Regions from separate parts of the Homo sapiens genome. Here region 1 is linked to region 2. Evidence: chromatin loops called from intact Hi-C (ENCODE). Cell type or tissue: heart right ventricle. All regions are shown on one strand. Each heading gives the region's core, and the rest is flanking DNA. Links, peaks and the distances in the headings are about the cores only.

Region 1 (11,482 bases), core at 1,192-9,191, 130 kb after region 2:
GTCGGCTCTGTTATCCTTTGGGGAAACGAGGATGAGGTCGGCTCTGTTATCCTTTGTGGAAAGGAGGATGGGGTAGGCTCTGTTATCCAAAAACAGCTGCTGTAGCTCTTGTCACGTCCCCCTTAGCGGATGTGAGAGGCCTCGTCCTGGAAGTACATCCACGCAGGACCACGGCCTTAAGGGCAGGTGGGAGCCCTGGAGGGTCCTGCCAGCTACCGACGTGAGTGCCTCACGGAGAACCTCACTGGAGACAGCAAGGAGGGACCCCCGTTTCCATCGGCCTCTGGCAAGGCTCTCAGTCTAAATCCGCCAAGACACTTACCATTAAAATAATCTCCAATTTGAATGTTTGTATTACAATATTTCGTGCTTTTTAGCTTCTCTGATTTTGGTGCGCAAAACTATTTACGATTTCCTTGGAAAATTCTGCAGAACAAAAGGAAAACAAACCCTCCCCCTCCAGCTGCCAAGGGCTGGCCATCACCACCAGTGAATTCCAGCTCTGCGCAGGACAGGATCGAACAGACCCAATTTGTTTCACGCCAGCGTGAAAGGCTGCCAAAGGGTGCCCTGCCAAGTATTTGCCAACATGAAAGCAGATTAAAGCTCCCATCAGCCAGCATGGGTGCAGCTCGCCGTGAGAGCGGATCGGGGTCTCTGCAAGGCTCCTGTCCCAGCAGGTCCAGGCTTCGCAGTCCAGAGGCGGCAGCCAGGTCAGCACCGTGTGTCCCTCCAGGCCAGCACCACGAGCTCCGCCCCACGCTGGGGAAGTGTCCGGTGTGGGGGGGGATCCTGCTACCTGGGCAGACCCCTCTCACACACCGCGCCTTCTGCTCCCCATGGTTCCGGCGTTAACCCAGCAGCCCCACAGGAAGGGCTCCTTCCGCACCTCCAGGGACAGCTGACGGTCATGATCTGTGACAGACGACGGCTCAGAAGGTGGCAGAGACTGAAAGCTCTGGAGCCCTTGGAACTGATTAGGGGTCCTGGGCTCGGGACCCCTCCCCATGTTCAGGAAGGCAAGTCCAACAGGAGAGGGGCCACGGCTGGTAAGACCTGTGAGAGGACGGAGCCACAGGAACCCTCCAGCATGAATGCCCCAGGACGCAGCACAGGCCCCCTCGGGTTCCACACATGGACAGGCCGATCTGCAGTCCTGCTGGGAGCAGCCCACCCTGAAATGCTGGCGGCAGCATGTGCGGGCAGGACCGCCTCTAAATGCTGACCTCACCCCAGCAGTGGCTCCTGCTTCCTCCTGCTTCCTGATGCTCCTGAGGCTTCCCCAACTCCCTAGGGGTGTCATAGGCCTTTCGTCATAACCCAGGGAGTTTCTGATGCAGGCATCTGTCTGAGAGCCCTGCAGGAAGGACATAGGGCTCAGCCTTCAGAGCTCCAGGGACCCAGTGATCTGGCAGGTAGCTGTCTACAAATTCTGGGGTAGGCTGGGCAACTCCAAATTCAGGTGTGTCTGGCTTCAAGAACTACCGCTTCCGTAAAGTGTGGCTTTGCCAACTCAAGAACAGCAGCCAGGAGGCCAGAGGCTTCCTCTCTACAGGAAGGACGGTGGACCCCACTCCCACCCACTGGCCTCTGCTCCCACCACACCTGGCCACGCCAGGGAGGCTGTGGGCACTGCCAACCAGTGAGAGCTTGCTGACAGCTCAGATGACTGTGCAGTACGAATCAGGCCCACAGCATCTTGGCACAAGCTCACGGACTCACGCACCCCTCTGGCTTGCAGCACCCCGGCACTTGGGGCAAAAGGCCAGGAAGGGGCCCGGCCACACCTGGCTGCTCTCCAGGTGGCCCTCGCTGCCTGGCCTTATGGAGCGTGGAGCTGTCCCTTTTGTCTTTCCTCACAGGACCACAAGGGGAAGCAGGTGGCCCAGGCACGAGGGATGTGGCCAGGCTGTGAGTGGCAGCACCGGGTCCGAAGCCGGGTCCAGAGGCTGTCAAGCCACCATGCAAGCCGCCTCTGCTAACGATGGGATGACAGAAACCTGGTGCTGGCGAGGGGGCCACACGTAACACGGCCATATGGTGGCTCCCAACTATGGTCTTTGACTAGGACTTCATTCACAGCCTCTGTCGGGGCTGACCAAGTGGGTATCCCTTGGCCGCAAAGCGGGGGTGGAGGACAGGAGCCCTTGGCCCAGACTCCTGGCTTCCTGAGAAATAGAAAGAGCCGAACCCCCAACCCTAGCCTAGACAGGACAGTGGCAAGGTGTGTGTTTCCCCCAGTCGGGGCCTGGACCTGGGGTGGCCATGGACTTACTGCCAGCTCTGAACAAGCGGTGCCCACCCAGGGGCAAAGGAGAGCCAGCCACTCCTACAAGGCAGATGAAACTGCATTTCCAATCTCACCATCACCTTGCTGCTCACACGGGAGGCATGCACAGCAGGGGCCCAGGGCACCGAAGGGCACTCGTGGATGGGTACTCGAGACGGCCCTGCCCTTTCTGGCACAACTGCCTTGGCCGGCACCAGCCACAGTTCCCGCGGCTCCCAGGAGTCGCGTGTGCGTCTGATGGACCCCCAACACCCTAATGCAGGCATACGGCGGCCCAAAGCTGCAGGGCTGATGATTGGTTTCCGAGGATTGCAAACCAGCCTGGGTTTTTTAAGAAAAGGAAAGATGTAAGCTCTTTAGCCAAAACAAGATGAAAACCTCAAAGGAATTCAAATTACTCAGCCACAAGTAGGAAGGAAGGAGGACGGAGCAGCACCAGGCTTCCCATGGTGGTTCAGCCCACTGAGGAGAACAGGGTGCAGCCACCTGTCTTCTTTCACCTGCAGAAATCTAAAACTTCAGCTCATTCAGCAGCAAAATGGGCAGTTTTAGCTTCAGGAAGCTGTTTTGGAAGTCCAGGGGTGACAGCTGCCCCAGATGGCCTCGTCTGTGAAACCCCCAACTCTAGCCCAAGGCCCTGTGGCAGGGACGCTCTGTGCTCCAGGGCCTCCATCCAGACACCTGCCTGGTCCATGTGCAGGGCTTCTCAGGATGCACTTCACAGACACAGGGGCCGACACTGAGAATGCACATCTGCACTGTCCAGGTACAGTGACCCGAGCGGGCAGGACCACGCCACTGGCCAGCCTCCGGCCTCCACCATGGGCAACACAGATCCACTGGCCCAACCTCATGGCCAGGCACCGGCAGCAGCCTCTCCCAGTCAGCACGCTCTCCCAGTCAGCACCCCAGAGCCCCTGCTGCAGGACAGGGGATGCCTGCGGCTTGGTGGAGAGCTTGGGCGCACACACAGCCCTCAGTGGGCCCAAGGCCCAGGCTGGCACAGAAACTACATACATGGTATCCAACCCGTCCTATGGCTCTCAGGTGCTGGGCATCAGGTGTCATGCCCAGAGGTGACCTCGACGCCTCCCACAAGGGGGGATGACCAGGTGGCCTGGCAACTCCCTTCGGTTCCCTCTGTGCCTGAGCCTCTGTGCATGTCTGTGCTGGCCTCGCCACATGGCTGGGCCACATCCCAGGGTAGGAACACGGCTGCCTGTATCCAAGGGCCAGGCACACAGAGGGCACCAAAAAGAAAGCAAAGGGCAGCCATGACACACTGCAGCTGCCGCCGGCTCTGACACAAAGCCCCACATGGGCCTCAGCTCCATGAGGACACAGGGTCCCGGAACATGAGTCACAGAAGACAGAAGGTTGGCCCTCAGAGTCTGTGCTGGAGGCATCCCCAGGCACCCCTGCTCCCTTTGGAAGCTGCCATTCTCCTGGACATCTTGGAGTGGCTTGCACCCCCAAATGCAGAGCTGGGTGGACTGGGCACCCACAACCTCTCCTTCTGTGTGGCACGTGGCCGAGCACCAAGCAGAGTATGGTCCACACTGCCTTGTCTCTGGGCGCACGTGCACTGGCCCGAGTCTCTCCTGCAAATGTGTATCTTGCCCCCACCCTGCATCTCTGTGTTGATGCGGTAGCGTCCAGACTGTGCTTGAAGCCATGAAGAATTTTCCAGGATCTTCTACAAGAAACTGCTCCCACTGACCAAGAACTGGGCATCCCACTGCCACATCCAGCTCTCTGGACCCACAGAGGACAGGTGAGCGCTGGCTCCTGGGTGGCCAGGAGGGGCAGGGAAGGGGCAGGGAAGGGGCAGCCCCACCCCTGCCTCTGGGGGAAGGCCAGCTGCAGGCATATGAGCCTCTGGGGCACTGTGGCTGGTTCCAGTCGGAAGGCGTCAAGCCATGTAGTGGGGCTGAGCCCAGTTCCCGTGAGCAAGGCCATGCTGAGGGCAGATGGAGTTTGCTGCTGGAAGCCAGAGGCCAGTGCAGGTGAAGGCCTGGGCCCTGGCCTGGAGCTCAGCCCTGGACAGAGCCAGCAGGTCTTACGACTGTGGTCCTCCTGGCTCCCTTCCAGGAAACATGTACCATGTTGGCACACTCAGAAGGGCCGTGGCATGGGGATGGGACTGGCGAGTGCCTCCTGTAAGCTGGGACCTGCCCTAGACGGGCCACTCAGAGCCGTGCCTGCTGCCTCCTGCAGATGTGGGCAAGAGCCCCCCGTGCAGGCCAGGGCCACGGCCTCCTCCACGCACTGGCTGGTCTGTCACGAGTGTTCGCTACAATGCTGCCTCTGGAGTTAGCCCCAGCGCACCCTTCCTCAGCACTACTTCATGGAAGCCTGTGCTCCATTCACAACAACATTCCAGTTAACAGTGACTCTTGTCTTCAGAACCATTTTCCGCCAGCCTCAGGGAGCGCTGTAGAAATTAAAGCTAGTCTCGCAGACCAGATGGTGAGGGTGAGTGTGCAGGGGCAGCCTGTTCCCAGGCCTGAAGCCATCCTCCCTGCAGTCACTACCACTTGGAAAAACAGCCACACAAGTGCACTGCCACCATGGCACCACTCCTCACCCACGCACATCCCCAGGGACTCCGGATCCCTCACAATCCACTCTCCAGACCTTCACGGCACCGTCACCAGTGATCCCATGGCCCTAGCCCTTCAGGGACACTCGGTGATGAAGCCGTGCGGGTCCCGCCAAAAGCAAAGTGTGGCGCTCCGCAGAGTCGCCAGGGAGAGCCACGTCGGGGGTGCAGAGACACACCTGTCTGGGAAAGTGCTGCTGTTGGTGTTTTCAGACACGTACAGAGGCAGGAGCCAGCATTGCTCACAGGGAATTAATAATAGCCAATCTCATTTGTGTTATTTTGGGGGCTGGGGAGAGAGGGTAGGTCGGAGGTCTTGGCTCTTAGTGCGCCCAATCTCCACAGGGTTCTCTGCCACCGTTCTGTGGCACCCAGGATGCCTCGCACGGAACCAGGAGGTGGACTTTGGAGAAGGGAAGGAGTGAGTCCCCTCGCTGGCCCCAGCCAGGCATCACAAGGGGTGCCCTGGGTGACCCAGGACTGGCCCTCCTCAGTGGATACCACCTGGGAGGACAAGGACGATGGGCGAGGCTCTGGACAACACAAAAGAAGAAGGTGAGAGCCAGAGGGACACTTCGCTGTGGTGGCCTGCGACTCTCCTGGACGTCAGTAGGATCTGTCGCAGGGGGAACAGCTGCCAGGTGAGAGGAACAGCAATGTGGCAGGGAGGGCACTTGGCCAGGTGAGGGCGCACCTGGGCCCTGGGGTCTCCATGCCAGGTGGGAGGAGTCATGGCCAGAGGCGGAAAATACAGAAAGGCAGCACTTTTGTCTGAAAGCTGAAATGTATTTAATTCACAGGACAGCCTTTGATTCTGAGTTTGTTCATTTTAACTTAGAAAGGAGTTTTCTTTCATGAAATGATGGCAAAATTAGAAGGTAACAATCCAAGCAAGCCCCAATTCCCAAGCTATTCTCTAAAGAAAATGTCCCAGTGTAGAGTGGCAGGTCTAAACGCCCACGAGCAGCCCTCACGCTGACATCGTAGTCACATGAGGAGCACCTGCATTTTCCAGAGCGCACTGGCCTTGCCCCATGGCCCTGGGAGCTGCACTTCATGGTGAGGGCGCTGGCTCAGGGATTTTAAGGTTCATGGTGCAGCGCCTCCCAGGGAGAAGGCTCCAGGCCAGTGGGCCAATGGACAGGGGCCGGCCAAAGCCCTGACCACGAGAGAGGTGAACGCCCGCCCACCCCAGGTGCTCACATCACTGACTAATCATACCAGGAGCACCTGGCTGCTAAGTGGCACCATCCACTCACCAGCAAGCCCCTGTGCAAATGTAACTGGCAGAGAGAGCCAGATTGGGGCGGGGACAGCTCCCTGGATGACCTCACCCTGGTCTCCCTGTCCCGGATAGAGGCTCACAGGACCACCCAACTTACTGTACCTTACAGCGTGCTTCCCACCATCACAGGCGTTAGATGGTCACTCTCAGGAAGCACCAATCCTAACTCTATTGCATGTTAATTTCCAAGCAGACCTAAGCCCCTTCTCAAGACAGAGCTGCAGAAAATGTCTCCAAACACACCCAGAACTTTTTTTAATCAACTGCCAGAACAATGTCTTTCCAAAAAGGAAACTGATTGCGTGACCCGGCATGTTCTGTGTCTGGGGACCTCTGGGGACAGTGGGGGAGGAAGCAAGGGGCAAGTGTGGGCCTGGCCACCTGGTGGGGCTGTCTGCACCGATACAGTTCACACTGACACTGATGACCATCAAATGTTAGCTTTCTCACGCTCAGCAAACATGCAGGTCTAATTTACCCCAGGCCCTTCCAGGGCCCCAGACCTGGACAGTTCTCTGCTCCTGGACATAGCACCTTCCTCACCCACCCTCAGGGCCGCCTGGCTCTTGAGCCAGCCTTGCAGTCTCTGCAGCCTTGCCACAGCTGTGCAGATGTCCCTCTGTCTCCTGAGCCTCTAGCAGGCCTGTGGTCACCCCTCCCAGAGATGGGAGGCACCGAGGCCTCTGACTCTGGCCATGTTTGCTGATTGAGCACTGAGGCTATGACCAGTGATGCCCCAGGTCTGTAGCTCCCACCCCTCCTCCAACTCCTCCAGCTCATCCAGCCGGGGTACTGCATTCCCGCTCCCCGGGACCCCCAGCCCGGGACGTCTAGGTCCAGCCCCTCCCACTCGCCCAGCTCCTCCAGCCCGAAACATGGAGCCCCCACACGGCTCCCAGCCTAGGACAAGGAATTCCGATTCCCCTACCCGCCACTCAGCATGGGACACTAGCAAGGGCTCGCCCCACGGGAGCCCCAGACGTCGTGGAGGCTGGGGAGAGACTGGCTCTCCTGGCCCCCGGTCACTCGTGCGGCCATGGCGGCCCACGTCTCGCCTGTCCGCGGGCGGGCACCAGGAACAGCTCTGACACCGCTCCCCGCCCCCGGGCGGGTGCGCAGCGCGACCCCAGCCTCCGCCCCGCCGCCTACCTGCTTGTCCCGCGCGCGCCGCTCCGCTTCCTCCGCGCCTTTGCGGCCGCTCGCGTACGCGGACGCCACGAAGCTGTCCCCTGCGGTCCGGGGGCGGACGCGCGGGAAACCCGCACCGAGGAGGGAAAGAGACGCGCCGTGAGCCCCGCGGGCGCTGCGCCTTCGCTGTGTCCCCATCGCCTGGAGACCGCGCAGGGGCAGGCGTGGGGGTCCCGCGCGCTCCTGGAGACCCGCGGCCCCGTCCCCCCACTGCTGGCTCCAGGGCAGGACGCGCGCGGGCTCCTAGCTCTGAGGGTCCCGGGCCGGGTCGCCGCCCCCCGCCCCGCCCGTCGGCTCGCCCGCTCACCTTCCGGGCTCTCTCTCCGCTTGCGGGCGGCGGCGGCTGCGGCACGGCGGGACGCGGGGAGAGGAAAACGACAGTGAGAGGCGGCCCCACGCCCGCCCGCCCGCCCTCCCGCCCTACCGGCCCGCGGCTCACCGTGCTTCGACTGCAGTTTCCCCATCGCCGCCGCCACGCCCCGCCGGGCCCCGCGCTCAGGTGCAGGGCTGAGTTCTGAAGCCGGGGCCGGGAGCCCGCGGGGGCCGCATGGGCCGGGAGCAAGCTAGGGTGCCGGTAGGAGGTGAGGGAAGATGGCTCCACGCCGCGCGGGGGCCGGGGGAGCCAGGGGGCGCCAGGTACGGCCGCGGGGCGGAGGTGGGGGGCCACCGGGCGCAGGGCGCGGGGACAGCGGCGGCAGCGACGGCGGCCCGGCTCCCTCTGAGCGCGTGCGCCCGCGCCGGGGCTTTAACCGCGGCCCCCGCAGCGCCCCCGGCGGCCGCTGCCCGCAGCGCATCGGCCTCGACCCCCGTTCCCAGCCTGGAGCCCCACCAGCGATGAGGACCCGGCCCGGCCACCTGTGGGGGCGGTCAGGTGCTGCAGCGGAGCCTGGCGGGAGTCAGCTCCGACCCCTCACCAGGCCGTCCTGGGTCAAGGGATCCCCAATTCCAGAGGAGCCTGAGGGCACCTCCCTTTGAAAGGGAGGACCCGCCTCCCTTGGCTGCTGGAGAGGGGGTGGGGGTGTGGGCAGCCCAAAGGGGGGTGGTATCCGGCAGGACTAGATCCCCGCCCTCTCCTGGCGCTCCAAATTGATGAAGAACCAGCGTTGGCCCCCCCCGGCCCCGGCTGGAAGGGCCCTGCACCCCCTCACTTTGTCCTTGGTTTGAGCAGGGTCTCCTCCGACCTGTGCCTTGAGGGTGTTGGAGCCTCCCAGGAGCCCCAAGCCTGGCCACCTGCGCTGCCTCCTCCACGTGTCCAACTCAGTGGCTTCAGCTGCTACCTCCCTGGCCTCATCTCAAGCTCCTCCAGCTGGCTCTGGAGACCCGTCCCTCAGTACCCTTCACTGGACCCCCTCTCTGCCTCCTACCCTGCTGGGTACCTCAGGGCTCTCTTCCTTATTTACCTTCAGAGGAACCTTCTTCCCTCACTTCCTCCTGGAACCCTAACTTGCTCCTGTTTCTGGGACATTTCTCCCTTCCCTACCCATGACTCTCCTCCCTGCCACGCCCTGTTGCATTGATACATTGTATCTCCCCAGCCTTTCAAGAGCTAGCTCAGCATTTTCCCCACGGGCTGTTGCCACGCCCACGTCTCCAACCTCAGTGGGTGACCCCACCTTCTGCCAGGGCAGCTCCCGTCCCTGGAGTTGGAGCTCCGAGGCTGGCGGTGCGGGACCCCTCACCTGCCCAGCTCCGGCCCTGCCAGGCCTCCGCTAAGCTGGCCCAGGTCCCACCCGGTCTCTCTGTTCCCACTCCCCTGGCTGGAGCCCTGTCTCACAGCTGAGCAGCGCAGCTCCGCGGCTGCCCAGTGCTGACTTGCACCTCTGGAGCTGACGTCCAGCCAAGCCCTTTCACTCCAATTACTGCCTCCCATTCTCAGACCATCCTCGGGGCAGATGCCGCCATCACACGATTTTACAGAGGCCTAGGCTGCTCAGTGGCAAAACGGAAAGTTAAACCAGAGGCCCGCCCCCCACCCCAGCAGCCTCCCCTGCTGGCTGTCCGCAGATACATGAGCTGTGGGCGAGCACATGAACAAGGGCACACGGACCCTCCTGGGAGTAGTCTTGCCTGCGAGCCATTCCCACCATCCTCTGAAGAACCCTAGTGGAGGGGCCACTTCCTGCAGGCAGACAGCTCTGGCACCTGGTAGCAGGGTTGCACCCGGCCAGGCCGTGCCTGCGATGGGCTCAGAGCGCCCTTGTGTATAGCGTCCAGGCGTCCAGATTCAGGGCCAGGGCCACCCTCCCAGGCTCTTTCGGCCCCTCCTCTCTCCCTTGCGCTACCCCAAGTGGACTTTAACTCCCAATTTGGAAGGTAACAATGCCATCTTCTGTGGTCTCAGGGTCCTAGTGAGTGTGTGAGGATGATAGTGTTACATGTTATGCAAAGTAGCACAGCCTGAGGATTGCAGCCCTTCCCGTGCCTCTAAATCCTGCCCTTACATGAGGACCGATGAGCCACCCTGGGTGAAGATCTGCTGGTGGGCTCGTGTCCCCTGTGTGGCTGGGAGCCTTGCCTCACACATGCATGGGCCCTCCTCCCAAGACCCCGAGAAGGTCCCACTGGGGGAGGTTGGCTGAGGTGCCCCAGCCAGGTGGGGAAGGGCCATTGTGTTTCACTCCTCTGCTGACTGAGCTCTGGTCCTTGCTAAATGCAGATGTCAGGAGGTCTGGGGGAGGAAGTGTCCTGGGAGGACAGGTGGAGGTGGGGGGTGGGGGCGGGCCATGGCACCAACCCCACACCCTACAGGGTGCCCAAGCTGGAGGAGCCCATGAGGCTGGGCCTGCACTGGCTGCCGTGCCCTCGCACCCACCTTGTCACTTGGAACTAGGCACATGCAGAGTCCAAACAGCAGAAACTCCCCATGCACTCCAGTGAACCTGAGTTACTAGGCAAAGGTTTTACATTTATTCTTTAGCAGCTTTATTGAGATACATACAATTCAGGGGCCCTACAATTCACCCATGAAAGTACAGACCATCTCCATCCATCCCAGGCGGGACGCCGCCAGCACACAAGGCGCACAGCTTGACCCTCAGCCCCACTGACTGGCAGATCAGGGCTGTGTGTCCTCCTCCCACTGGGCTCAGACAGTGTCCTGGGAGTCCTCTGAGGTAGAGGAATGGGATCCCCCAGGGCTCCTCTGAGTGGGAGCTGGAGAGTGAGAGCAGCCGATTCACCCATTCCTTCCCAGAGGGTCCGGAGTTCCCACCCAGCAGGACACGCCTGACCCTCACCTCGCGTGTCCTCAGGGCATTCCCCCGGGTGGATCCGCAGTGGGGGTTAGGGGCACTGCAGAGCTGAATCTGTACCCCACTGTCAGCTCAAAGGGCAACCCTAAGTGGCCCCTACGCCTCCAATGCCCACTGGACTCTTTCCCCTATGACCATCTCTCCTGGGTAGGGCAGAGCCGGCCTGGGGTTGTTCTAGAGCTGGAGTCACCAGCTCCAGGCCCTGCAAACCTGACCCCCATGCCAGTTCACAATCCCTTTGCATAACATGTAACACTATTATCCTCACACACTCACTAGGACCCTGAGACCACAGAAGATGACATCATTACTTTCCAAATTGGGAGTTAAAGTCCACATGGGGTAGTGCAAGGGAGAGCCCCTTGAGATGTCTGCATCACAGAGCGGCCTGGTCCCCTCAGCCATTCCAGGAGGAAGGGGTTCTCTTTGCTCCCCTTGACGTTCCCTTCTGGCGTGTGCATGCCTTTGCCCTCTGCGGGGCCAGTGGGCACCCACCATGCTTTCCCGGTGCTGCCTCAGTGGTGGCTGCCGCGAGATGCCCATCTACTTTTCGTGGAGGCCTCGGGACCAGTGTGGTTTGCTGGACGCTCTCCTCACGTGATGCCAGCCCGGCGTGTCCTCTCCTGGGCCCGTCTGTGGGGCAGCCCCCTGCCTGCCTCTTCCAGGGGCCCTGCAGGGACTTCCAGGTTCCTCAGGCCCGTCCTGCCTCGCCTTTCGCTCTGCGTCTGCCCGGGGCAGCCCGAGCTGGGACCTTCTGGCGGGAGCCGCAGCTTTTCAGGGCAACTGTCCTTGTCCCTGGGGGACGGCCAGTGTACGCGGGGACACTTGCGGCCCCAGCCCACTGCCGGCCTGGAGGAAAGGACGCG
Region 2 (11,482 bases), core at 2,176-10,175:
TGCAGGTGAAGCCTCCAGGTAGCAGGCTCCAGAGAGAAGAGATTGTATGGTGTTTCTTACCAGACTTAAGGTCTGTGTTGATGTTACTGCTGGTCGGCTTTTCCTAAATTCCGAAAGGGAGGAGGGCGGCATGAGGCATGGCCGACCACCGCTTCCCGTCGTGGCCTGAAGCAGTCTTTCTGGTTAACGTTGGGGTGTCCTGGCCCAGAGGAGGGGTCCATCCAGACGGTCGGGGAGGAGCCTTAGAATTTTATTTTTTGTTTACACTGCAGAGATGGCTTTGAACACCTCTCAGCAGGCCACCACTGCTCCCACCCACATGCAGGCACCCCAGGCTTCATTCCACGGCCAGGTCAGAGGGACCCAGGCCTGGAGGTCCGTGGTCACTGGCCCAGGTGGTCACCTCCAGGGGTCACCAGCATCTGGGCTCCCACAACTCCACTCCAAAAGCCCACCTGCTGGCAGGTCCCTGAGGTCTCATCACAGACCTGGAGACTCTCCCAGAGGAGCCTCAAGAAGGTGGGTGACCAGGGAATGGCCCCTCCTGCTGGGAGCAGGTTCCAGGGAGAGCCTTTGGGAATGAGGAGGGATGGGGCAGCCAGACACAGAAAGGTCAATCCTGCAGAATAACAGTTGCAGGCAGAGCCTGGAGTTGTCAAATTCTGGGAGACGGAGGCAGAACGGGGACTGCCAGGGGCTGGGGGAGGGGAATGGGAGTCAGTTTAATGGGTGCAGAGCTGCAGTTTTGCAAAGGAAGTTCTGGAGAAGGATGGCGGTGATGGTTTTACAGCATTGTGACTGCATTTAATGCCACTGAACTGCTCACCCAAAAATGGTAAAAATGGTAAAATGTTATGTGTATTTTATCACAATACAAAAAATACCAAAAAGAAAATGCAAGCAGACAGTAGGGGCCTAGAGATAAACTAAACCCTCCCGCACCCCCAGCCCCTTCCTTCTGCAGAGGACAGAGGCGCTTGATCCTGGCCTCTAGTTTTCTGAGAGGAGGCCAGTTTGATTAAATCAATTCACACCTAGGCAGGCTCTCCAGGGAGGGGGTCCTGTTTAATCTAAATTACTCTCTGCAAGGTGCTCTTTCAGGCCTCTTGGAAGAGATATTTTTGTCCAGGGACCTTCCTGTTTCAAATAACATCCTTTGTGAGCCCTTCCTGGCTGGTCCTGGAAAGGTCAGTGAAGGGGCTGGCAGCCTCTGACTTCCTGTGGGCAGATTCCAGGAAGGGGCAGCAAGCCTGGCCGCTAGGCAGCCTGCAGCCTCCGATGGCTCCTCAGTGCTCCAAGAGCAAGCACCTGGCCGCAATTACCCCGCTGGGCACTCGGGGCTTCTGCAGGGGCACCTCAGCTGGGAATTAGGGGGAGGGGTGACCACCCCAGCAGCTGTGTCCCCACAGGGAGGGGGTCTGCGGAACCGGCCATCATTTACTGCACAGACCGTGTGATGGACATGAGCCCTCGCTGGTCTTCCAGGCCCACTGGCAGCGGCCCCTGCCTGGCCCTTGTGGCCACTCACTGTCCTGTCTCCAGAGACCCCACACCCAAGTGTGAGGGCCGAGTTCTCGGCCAGGTTCCCTTTGAAGAAGGGGTGATCCCTGGGCCCCCTGCGGCCTCCAGCTGCTGTCCCACGCAGGCTCTCTCCAGCCCTCCAGGCCCGGCCTGGCCGTGCCGACAGCACATGCTCCTTCCCCAGCCCCGGCCCGGTTGGTCCAGTGGTGCTGGCTGCTGCTGTGGGTGCTGCACTTCCTTCCTCGGATGCAGTAAACTTCACGTTTTGCCTCAGGACGTTCCGAATCAGCCATGGGAATTGAACACTGGTTTAAAGCCACATTGGTGTCATCCCTGCTTTCTGCCGCTCGGAGGCCTGTGCATGCGCAGCCGGGATGGCAGTGGCCCCTGTTTATTCAGACGGGCATTTCAGCAGGGCTGGAACTCAGAGACACACCTGGTTCTAGTCTTTGCTTCCTTGCCTGTAATTTTCTCACATGTCCCCACTGCAGCCTGGTGATCTGTTGGTCTGGAAGTGGTACAGGTGTTAATGGATAAATAGCTGTACTCAATTGTAAAGTGTGGTGCGGTCCGCTGGTTTGAGGGGTCATTTTCAAGGCGGGTGCCCACCAGGCTGCCTGCCTCACCAGCTCACCATGACCCAGCGTGACCTCACCGTGCCCTCCACCCAGCGTGACCCGGAGCTGAGGGCTCCTCCCGTTCCACAGTTGAATTCCTGCCCCCAAATTGTCATGATGATGCTGGGACCAAGAACAGGTGGGTGGGGGCAGTGGCGGCGGCCTGGGAGCAACTGGTTTAAAGCTGGAGTGAAAACCCTGACTCTCCAGGATCTCGTTCAAAGGGGCCACTCCTTGTCGGAGCTGCCCTGAGCTGCCCTGGCAGAGCAAGGCCCTGGCGTGGAGCCCGGGACGTGGGCCCCTGCCTTGTGGGAGCTTGGGCATGGCGTAAGCCCCAGACACCATCCTCTCCCGCCACCCGGCGCTGCGCCGGCCAACTTCCCCTCCCTGAGGTTGGCGGGTGCGTCCAGGTCCCCTCCCTGAGGTTGGTGGGTGCGTCCACGTCCTCTCCCTGAGGGTGGTGGGTGCGTCCAGGTCCCCTCTCTGAGGTTGGCGGGTGTGCCCCTCCCTGCAGGGCTGTTCGCCCCCTCCCTATTTCTTGGTTCTGGGCTGCAGTCTTAGAACACACTGGTGACAGCCGCCCGAGCCAGCCAGGGGTAGGAGGGCAGGGTGCCCAAGAGGCCAGGTTTCCCAGCGCCAGGGTGCCCAGGAGGCCAGGTTTCCCAGCGCCAGGGTGCCCAGGAGGCCAGGTTTCCCAGCGCCAGGGTGCCCAGGAGGCCAGGGTGCCAAGCGCCAGGGTGCCCAGGAGGCCAGGGTGCCCAGCACTCTGCCCGAGAGTGTCTGCTGGCCCCGGTGCAGCCACGGGTTTGCTGGTTGGTACTGAGGAAGGTGCAGGGCTTGCAGAGGGGACTGGGCAGGTCACATGTCTGAAGCTCAGCAGTGGGTGGCAGCGCTCTGGGTGAAGAAGCAGCACCAGGACACAGGGAGAACCCTGGGAAGGTCAGTGGAGGCGCATGCAGGACACAGACAGCTGCCGACTGAGTCGTGCCCCCAGATTCGCAGCTGAGGCCCAGCCCCAACGGGACTGTATCTGGAGCTAGGACCTTGAGGGAGGGACTTAAGGTTAAATGAGGTTGTGAGGAAGGCCCTGACCCAATAGGACGTGTCCTTGTAAGAAGAGAAAGCGACACCAGGGATGCGTGTGTGCAGAGGAGCGGCCGTGGGAGGACACAGGAGAAGCCACCGTCTGCGGGCCATGAATAGGCCTTGGGAGAAACCGCCCAGCAGCCCCTTGGTCTGGGACTTCCAGCCCCCAGGCTGCGAGGGAACAATTTCTAGTGTTGAAGCCCCCGCCCATGGCGCTTTGTTACAATTGCTGGAGCTGATGAGGCCGGTCTTACACTTGCCCCTTATCCGACAGGACTGGCACCAGCGCTGCGGGAGGTGGCGGGATGTCGGGAAGCTCCGGTCTTGGGAAATGCCACCTTCCGCAGGTGATCCTTGAGCTGCGGCTTCTGACCCTGCGGATGGAGGGGCATGTTGCCCAGGAGGCTGTGTTGGGGCCCTCAGGGAAGGAAGGCCCGTGTCACAGATGGAGCCGTAAGCTCTGTGGTGCCCGGCACGGGAACAAGCCTTCTTTGGCCGCCTCTCAGCCCCCGTTACCATGAATACCGGGGCCCGGGGCCTGGGGCCCAGGGCCCAGTGCCCTCCCAGGATGGAGAATGGGCCAGGAAAGTCCATTTCCTCTTCTGCTGACCTACTCCCCCTTACCTCCCCTGAGTTCTGAGCACGTTGCCCAAAGAACAGGGGCTCTGAGTGAGTTTGGGATTGGAGGGGAGGGGTGTGTATGGGGGGGGCAGCTGATGGTCACGGGTATTCTAGGGGGAAGATGTGGGGAGGGCCGTGAGCACCTCCTGCCTGGAGTTCTGGGCAGTGGCTCAGGAAGAGGGGAGGGGGACAGAGAGAGACACAGAGACAGAGACAGAGAGACAGGGAGACAGAGACAGCCAGACAGAGACAGCGAGAGACAGAGACACAGAGACAGAAAAACAGACAGAGACAGATGGACAGAGACAGAAAGAGAGACAGAGAGAGAGACACACACAGAGAAGCAGAGAACAGGGAAGAGAGGGGAGAGGGGAGAGAGGGGAGTGGGGAGGGGAAAGGGGAGGGGGAGGGGAGGGGGGAGTGGAGGGCAGAGAGGGGAGGGGACAGCGAAGATGAGAGAGTGAGGAGGGGAGAGGGGAAAGGGGAGAAGGGAGAGGGGAGACAGGAGAGGGTGGAGGGGAGAGGGGAGAGGGAAGAGGGGAGAGGGGAGAGGAGAGAGGGGAGAGGGGAGACGGGAGGGGCGAGGGGGGAGGGGAGAGGGGAGAGAGGGGACAGGAGACGGGGGAGGTTTTCTTCCTCCTGATTATGGGGGCACCAGGGCTTATAGGGCTGGGCTGCCCCTGCCCTGTGGAGCGTCTGGGCTCTGTATGGAGGGGCCCTGTCTGGGGCCCAGAGATGCTGCCAGGGGTGGCCGGGTGAACTGACTGCGGCCCAGTGCAGCTCTGGGGAGGGGAGTGGCCACCCTGACGCCACCTGCCCCGCCTCTAGCACCAGAAGCAAAGGTGGAGGCCAGGAAGCCCCGGGAAGTCCTGCAGGGCTGCAGGGAAGAGGGGTATCTCTAAGCAACAGCCACAGTTGGTGGCTGGGAGCACTTCAGACTCCACATGACCAGGTCTGATCCTGCCAGCAGCACCCATGATAATGGTGACTTGGGCAAAATGAAAGTTCACTTCTCCCTCACTAAGCATTTTGTTCTGAATTTGTTCATCTGTTGATCTGTCCCGGCGAACCCTCTTGTCTCTGCCTGAGTGTCCAGTGGCCTCTCTGCACCAACGGAGTTATTCCTTGTCCACGCTGTCCTATGCAGCAGCCACCGGCCACATGTGGCTATCGGCACTTGAGCTGTAGCTGCTGTGGCTGAGGACCTGGATTCTTCATTTTTTAAAAAAAATTTTAACTTAAATATAAACTTCAGTGACCACACAAGCTTAGTGGCTGCTGTCCCAGTGAGGTCTGGGTGCTGAGGACACAGTGGGGAAGACAGTCCCCAGGGAGCCTCCATCCCAGGAGATACAGAAAACAAGCCAGGGGAGAGCACAGAGAGGGAGGCAGGGACAGCTGTGGTGCCCGTGGCGGCTCTGGTGCCCATGGCGGCTGTGGTGCCCGTGGCAGCAGGGACGGCTGGGACAGCCAAGTTACAGGCTCAGTGACATCTCTCCATTAGGACTGGGAGAGGACTGGGGGTCCTACTGCCTAGCACTTGAGAATGTGATGGTATTGGGAGGGAGCTGTTTGCAGAGGTCATCAAGTGACAGCTCACAGGGGTGCATCCTAATTCAATATAACGGGTGTCCTTATTAAAAGGGGGAATTTGGACACAGAAATAGACACTCACAGAGCAGGGACGATACAGAGACACAGGGAGAAGCTGGGGCCTGCAAGCCAAGAAGAGGCCGGAACCGGTGCCCGCCTACAGCTCAGGGGAGCAGCCCAGCCACACACTGACCTGGGACTTCAGGCCCGAGGCTTCGAGACGTGTCTGTGGTGTGCACAGCCTGGCTGCACTCATTTCCACAGCGGCCCGAGCGTATTGGTATAAACGTCCCGTGTCCACCCTCCCCCTCAGCCTGGCTGCTCTGAACTGGCCCAGGCCCAGCTTGCCCACCTTGGCTGCAGCCCCCAACGGCTCTGCCTCATGCTGAGCCTCCCAAGGGGTTCCCCTCAGAACATTCTCCCATGGCGTGGTCACCTAGAAGCTACTCCGAGCTGTCATGCCGGTGCAGTGACCACATCCCTCCCCAGCCAGTGCTTGTCAATGGCCCTCCTGGGTGAATCTCCCTTCCCTGCACCCCCTCCGCCAGCCACCTGAGCCCTCCCCGGGGCCCTGGGCTCCGCCCTTGCGCCTCTCGTTGCCTGGTGAGCAGAGCTTTCTTGTCCCACTGGAGTAGAGAGCGTGGAGCCAGCGGTGCGAGTTCCTGAGCACGGGGAACTCCGGGATTGCTGGGCATGCTGGCACCGTCCTGAACCCCATCTCCCTGTTTACAGAATGACGCCTCCCTCCAGGGACAGCTGTGGGGAGGGGAAGCCAGCAGGGAGCACCCCCCCTCACCAGCAGGGGGCACCCACTCACCAGCAGGGAGCACCGCCTCGCTGGAGCTGCACCTGTTTCCTCCTCCCCTGCTTACCAGTGTCTTCCAGACCCGGTGGGGGGGAACAGAACCGAGGGAGATGGAGACGCAGGTGTGGCTGTGTGTGCAGATTGGCGGTCAGGATTCACCCGAGGGGCCATGGGGATCACATGCCTCATCGCCTGGGATGTGCTGGCTGGGGCAGGGCCACCTTTCTCAGGAGGGGGATCTGCCTGGGTTCCCATGGGGCCCTGCTCCCTGCATGCAGGTGGGCCGGGGCTGCAGCGGCTGGTACGAGACAGCCAGCCAGCGATGGGAAACAGCGTTTCTGGGGGGCCTTCTGAGGGCAGGACGGCGCCTCTGGGGTGCTGGTTGAGGCCAAGGCGGTGGTGCCTGGTCACCGACCTCGGAGCGTTTGATGCCCTGAGACCTGGGATGCTCTGGGAGACAGAGGTGCAGGCCGGGCGTGTCCTGACACCTTCCAGCATGTCCCGGCCTGGTCCGCATCTGTGACCACAGAGGTCTTCTTGGCACTTCTTGGGATCAGAGCCCTGAGGCCCATGCATCCGGAAACGCCGTTTGGAGATGTGGAAAGTCCCTTTTGACTCACAAAATCTGCCTTTGTCTCAGCAAGTGTCCCAGAACCGTGGGGACGTAGTGGCCCTAGACTGGGAAGTGGGGCTCGGGAACCAGATTCAGAATTACTCACCTTCCCCAAAGACACGGGGCCTGCCGGGAGGAGGGACGTGGGTCACAAAAGTGGGCCGTGGCCACCCCAGGGTCAAGCAAGCTCGCCGTGTGCACTCGGGGAAGGCAGGCTGTGCGGACGCCTACAGAGGAACATGGGGGCCACTCTGCCTCCTGTTTCCCGGCACCCACACCCGCTAGGGCCACTGCCCAAACAGTTCTCGAGGCAACCTCGGTTCCAGGTTCCGGCATGTGGCACCATTGCTGCTGTGTGGACACCACCCCTCAGAGAAGGCCAAGCCGGCAAGGCCCAGGCAGTGTCAACCGCCCCAGCTCCCAGAACCGCATCTGTCAGGCTGAGCCGCCTCTTGGTTTGGGGCCCAGGGCCCTCGTGAGGATGTAGCTGAGCACCAGCTGCATTTGCCTGGAGTGGTTCCTGCCTTCCAGGGGCTGCTCCCCACCAGGGCTGGGCTTGGGTGCAGGCACTGGGGCCGCACGTCCTGGGGAGATGCTGTTACCAGCGAGGGTCCCCCGCCAGGATCCCAGCCGGCTGCCGTGGAGGCCAAGGGCTCACACTTTCCCCCTTCCTCTTGCCTACGGACCATGAGGACTCAGCAGCCACCTGGTGGGCTACGCCCATGGGGATGAGGAGGGAGCCCAGCTGTGGGGACCATCGGAGGCTCCCAAAGTGCACCTGCTGCCGCCCAGAGCCCCCCCCCCACCCCAAGCTTGGGTGAGGGGCGACCCCTGCAGCTGTTTCAAAGTCAAGACTTCAGCTTGCTCTCCTTTCAGAGGCCTGGGTGGTGGGTGCAGGTCCAAGGCTTCTGGCCAGTGCCCTGGAGTCGAGTATCCCCGGCTCACCTCAGGGCACATGTTAGGACCCAGCATGTGTTAAGGACCTGGTAGAAAGCTGTGTGTTGCAGTTGAACAGACACCCTGGGGCTCCCACTGTGCACACAGGGCTGTGTCGGGCAGTGGGGCTTAGCTTCCTGGGCCTCTCTCTGGAGCCCAAGTCCTTCTAAGTTTGGACCTTGATCCTGTTTTGGTTTCAAGGTTTGTAGTAAACTAAACGGTGGCCTCCAAAGAGCTACATCTATGTCCTGATTCCTGGAACCCGAGAATATGACCTTATTTGGAAAAGAATCTTTGCATGTGGGGTAAAGATCTCCAGCTGAAGTCGCCCCAGTTTATGTGAGCGGGCTCTAAGCCCACTGGCAAATCAGAAACAGACGAGGAGAGAGGCACACAGAGGAGGAGGCCCTATGAGGTTGAGAGGTGAAGCCCGCTGGGCCTCTGGGTAGGGTGGGGACTTGTAGAACTTTTCTGTCTAGCTAAAGGATTGTAAACACACCAATGAGCAGCTCTGTGTGTAGCTAAAGGTTTGTAAATGCACCAATCAGCACTCTGTAAAAATGGAGCAATCAGCACTCTGTAAAATGAACCAATCAGTGTTCTGTAAAATGGACCAATCAGCAGGATGTGGGTGGGGTCAAATAAGGGAATAAAAGCCGCCCTGCCCTGCCCCACCCCGCCGGCAGTGGGTGGTGCCCTGGGGTTCATTTCAATGATGTGGAAGGTTTGTGTTTTTTTCCGCTTTTCCCCTTTTGCAATAAATCTTGCTGCTGCTCACTCTTTGGGTCCGTGCCACGTTTAAGAGCTGTAACACTGCAAAGATCTGGGACTTCATTCTTGAAGTCAGCATAAACCAAGAACCCACTGGAAGGAACCAACTCTGGACACAGCGTGACCACTTCTGAGAAGAGGAGGGGCGGGTGCCGGCGGCTATCCCTGCTCCAGGGTCACTCAGGAACCAGGAGCCCAGGAACCAGCCCGGCAAGAGAGACTGCTCCTTCTGCCACAGCTCACTGGACCCCCTTAGGGTGTCTTCCACAGCGCTGGCGCCGACATCCATGATTCTCCTCACAGTGCGCCAGGCCCCGGGGAGCTGGTGCCGGGGGAGGGGCAGATCCAGGCGCTTGTGCTGTCTTCTCCGCCAGCCAGACCAAGGGTTCTGATGACGCACCTGGGCGAGCAGGGAGGGCCTGACCTGCAGAGGCCATGTCCAGGAAGAGGAGCCCCGGCCCCGAATCGCCCAGATGTGTGGCCCAAGGACAGCCGTGCGAAGTCCTGGGGCGGGCCCTGTTTGCCAAGTCCAGGATGAGGCCATGGACATGAGTGGGGACCACCCGGAGGGGAACGGGGTCATTCAGTGCCTGCTCGGGGGGTCTGGACGTCCAGGCAGGTTGAGGAGGAGGGGGAAGGTGTGGACAACGGGAAGGGAAGGTGTAGCTGGAGCTGAAGGTGGTCTTCTAGCAGTGGGGACCCCCTGGGGCTGGGTGCGGTGTATTTGACGTCCCTGGCAGGTGCTGAGCTGTAAGGAAACAAGGTGGGGAGGCAGGCAGTCAGGGATGGAGTCCTGGCTCTCTGGGCCAAGGTTCTTTGTCATTCGTGGTCTGATCCTTGTCCTTCGGAGTCCTTGGTTTCTCGGGGCACAGATGGAGGGGGCTACGCAGGAAGTGGCTCCGGATCGTGCCTGGCCTCGAGTGCTCTGGGAAGAGGGCACAGGTGGCCCCGCCTGTGATGGGGGCATGAATCCTTGGAGTAGGGGCAGGGTGAGCTTGAGGGGGTGAAAACCCGGGACTGCAGCGGCCTCACTGTGGCTGGGTGTGGCTCTGTGCAGCCAGCTCTGGGCTGGGAAACACTGGCTGTAGACACACGTGTGTCTGCATGTGTGTCCTGGTGTTGGAGTGTGTGAGCACGTGTGTGTGTCCTGCTGTTGGTGTGTGTGCACATGTGTGTCCTGGTGGTGTGTGAGTACATGTGTGTGTGTCCTGGTGGTATGTGTGCACGTCTGTGTGTCCTGGTGTTGGTGTCTGAGCACATGTGTGCCTGCGTGTCCTGCTGTTTGAGCATATGTGTGCCTGCGTGTCCTGCTGTTTGAGCATATGTGTGCCTGCGTGTCCTGGTGTTGGTGTCTGAGCACGTGTGTGCCTGCGTGTCCTGGTGTTGGTGTCTGAGCACACGTGTGCCTGCGTGTCCTGGTGTTGGTGTCTGAGCACACGTGTGCCTGCGTGTCCTGGTGTTGGTGTCTGAGCACGTGTGTGCCTGCGTGTCCTGGTGTTGGTGTCTGAGCACATGTGTGCCTGCGTGTCCTGGTGTTGGTGTCTGAGCACACGTGTGTCTGCGTGTCCTGGTGGTGTCTGAGCATATGTGTGCCTGCGTGTCCTGGTGTTGGTGTCTGAGCACACGTGTGCCTGCGTGTACTGGTGTTGGTGTCTGACCACGTGTGTGCCTGCGTGTCCTGGTGTTGGTGTCTGAGCACACGTGTGCCTGCGTGTCCTGGTGTTGGTGTCTGAGCACACGTGTGCCTGCGTGTCCTGGTGTTGGTGTCTGAGCACACGTGTGTCTGCGTGTCCTGGTGTTGGTGTCTGAGCACGTGTGTGCCTGCGTGTCCTGGTGTTGGGGTGTGTGCACATGTCTGTGTGTCAGTCGTGTCTCATGTCTTGGTGGGTGTCAGGAGGAGTCGTGATTTCTCGGAGCTGGGTTGGAGGGACAGTGGAGTGTTTCCCTCTATTGCACGGATGGTTCCTTGGGAGGACAAAGCCGCACAGCAGTGCCTGCAGGAGCAGAGACGGCCACGATTCTCCCTCCTCCTGTGGCCTCTCCGCAGTCTCCTCTTCCATGGCCTCTGAACCTTCTCATCAGCAGCTGTTTGCTTAAACATGGGAATCTCAGCATGAATCAAGGGGCAATGTGCATCCGTGTCCTCTGGACCCGAGCCAGGCCTGGAGATGGTGTGCTGCTTACCCCTGCACCCCGCAGGGCCGACGAGGCCACCATTTCTGTGGGAAACTTACAGGATGAGCAGGGAGGTTGAGGGAAACGGGGAGTGCGTTTTGGATGTGGGGATGGTGCAGTCCAAGCTGGCACTGTTTGTCAAACTCTTGAAGATATTTTTGGAAAACCCACCAGCTGTGAAACTGCACTCCTCTGCAAGAGACCTGGTGTGTTCCTGCCCTTACCAGGGCGAGGGACTTAAGCTGAGCCTTCAGTAAACCCTGAATGGGATGTTTGTCTTTCCAGGAATATCGTCACACTGTCACCACTCATGCACGCACCTGAAGCTGCGTGTGGCATCACTTTGCACATGTTCACACTTACAGAAATGGCACTAGGGGTAAGCACCGCCCTAGACTTGTTTTGGAGCTGTCTTTGTACCCCTGTGGCGACTTCAACCCTGGGACCAGCATCATGTATCTCCATGGCCACCCTGGATCCCGGGGCAGCAGGGCTGGGGACGAGGGCCGCAGGTGACATCACCCACAGTTGACTGCACCTGGGCTGGAGCGAGAATGGCTAGTGTTGAGGCATTTGTCCAAGGCCCTGGAAACGGGCCTAGTGTTGAGGCATTTGTCCAAGGCCCTGGAAAACGGAGCATGGTGGTTGTGTGTGGTTGACTTCCTGGGTCCTGGGAACTCCCTCTGCCTGTTTAGTCAAAATCTCACAGGCTCAGCTGCAAATGCACCTTTCAATTTCCTTACT

Evidence for each region. Hi-C counts contacts between places; a loop is a spot of excess contacts. Peaks named below come from ENCODE experiments on the same cell type or tissue, not always from the same donor. Only the 100,000 strongest peaks of a DNase experiment are listed, where the experiment ranks them.
Region 1: it touches region 2 in a loop (2.1-fold over the local background); 43 of 110 quality-filtered maps call a loop at or near these places.

What each region holds. Positions count from the first base shown.
Region 1 is chr5:1,005,405-1,016,886 of GRCh38, reverse strand. It overlaps NKD2 (NKD inhibitor of Wnt signaling pathway 2), which reads right to left and starts at 8,085. Exons shown (of 10, transcript NM_033120.4): 1 at 7,805-8,085; 2 at 7,673-7,708; 3 at 7,327-7,406. The coding sequence starts at 7,829. RefSeq lists enhancers at 8,058-8,823, 8,824-9,589, 10,743-11,386, 11,387-11,482. In heart right ventricle, for the core only: CTCF peaks have their summits at 5,587 (motif pointing right), 6,565 (motif pointing right) and 8,183; DNase peaks (open chromatin) are centred at 8,176 and 8,439; H3K4me3 peaks cover 2,263 bases; H3K27me3 peaks cover 2,615 bases.
Region 2 is chr5:1,135,246-1,146,727 of GRCh38, reverse strand. It overlaps a transcript of SLC12A7 not described here. Among named protein-coding and RNA genes, the nearest start is that of SLC12A7, 29 kb to the right of the region's middle. RefSeq lists enhancers at 5,391-6,234, 9,026-9,558. In heart right ventricle, for the core only: a CTCF peak has its summit at 6,235 (motif pointing right); a DNase peak (open chromatin) is centred at 6,247.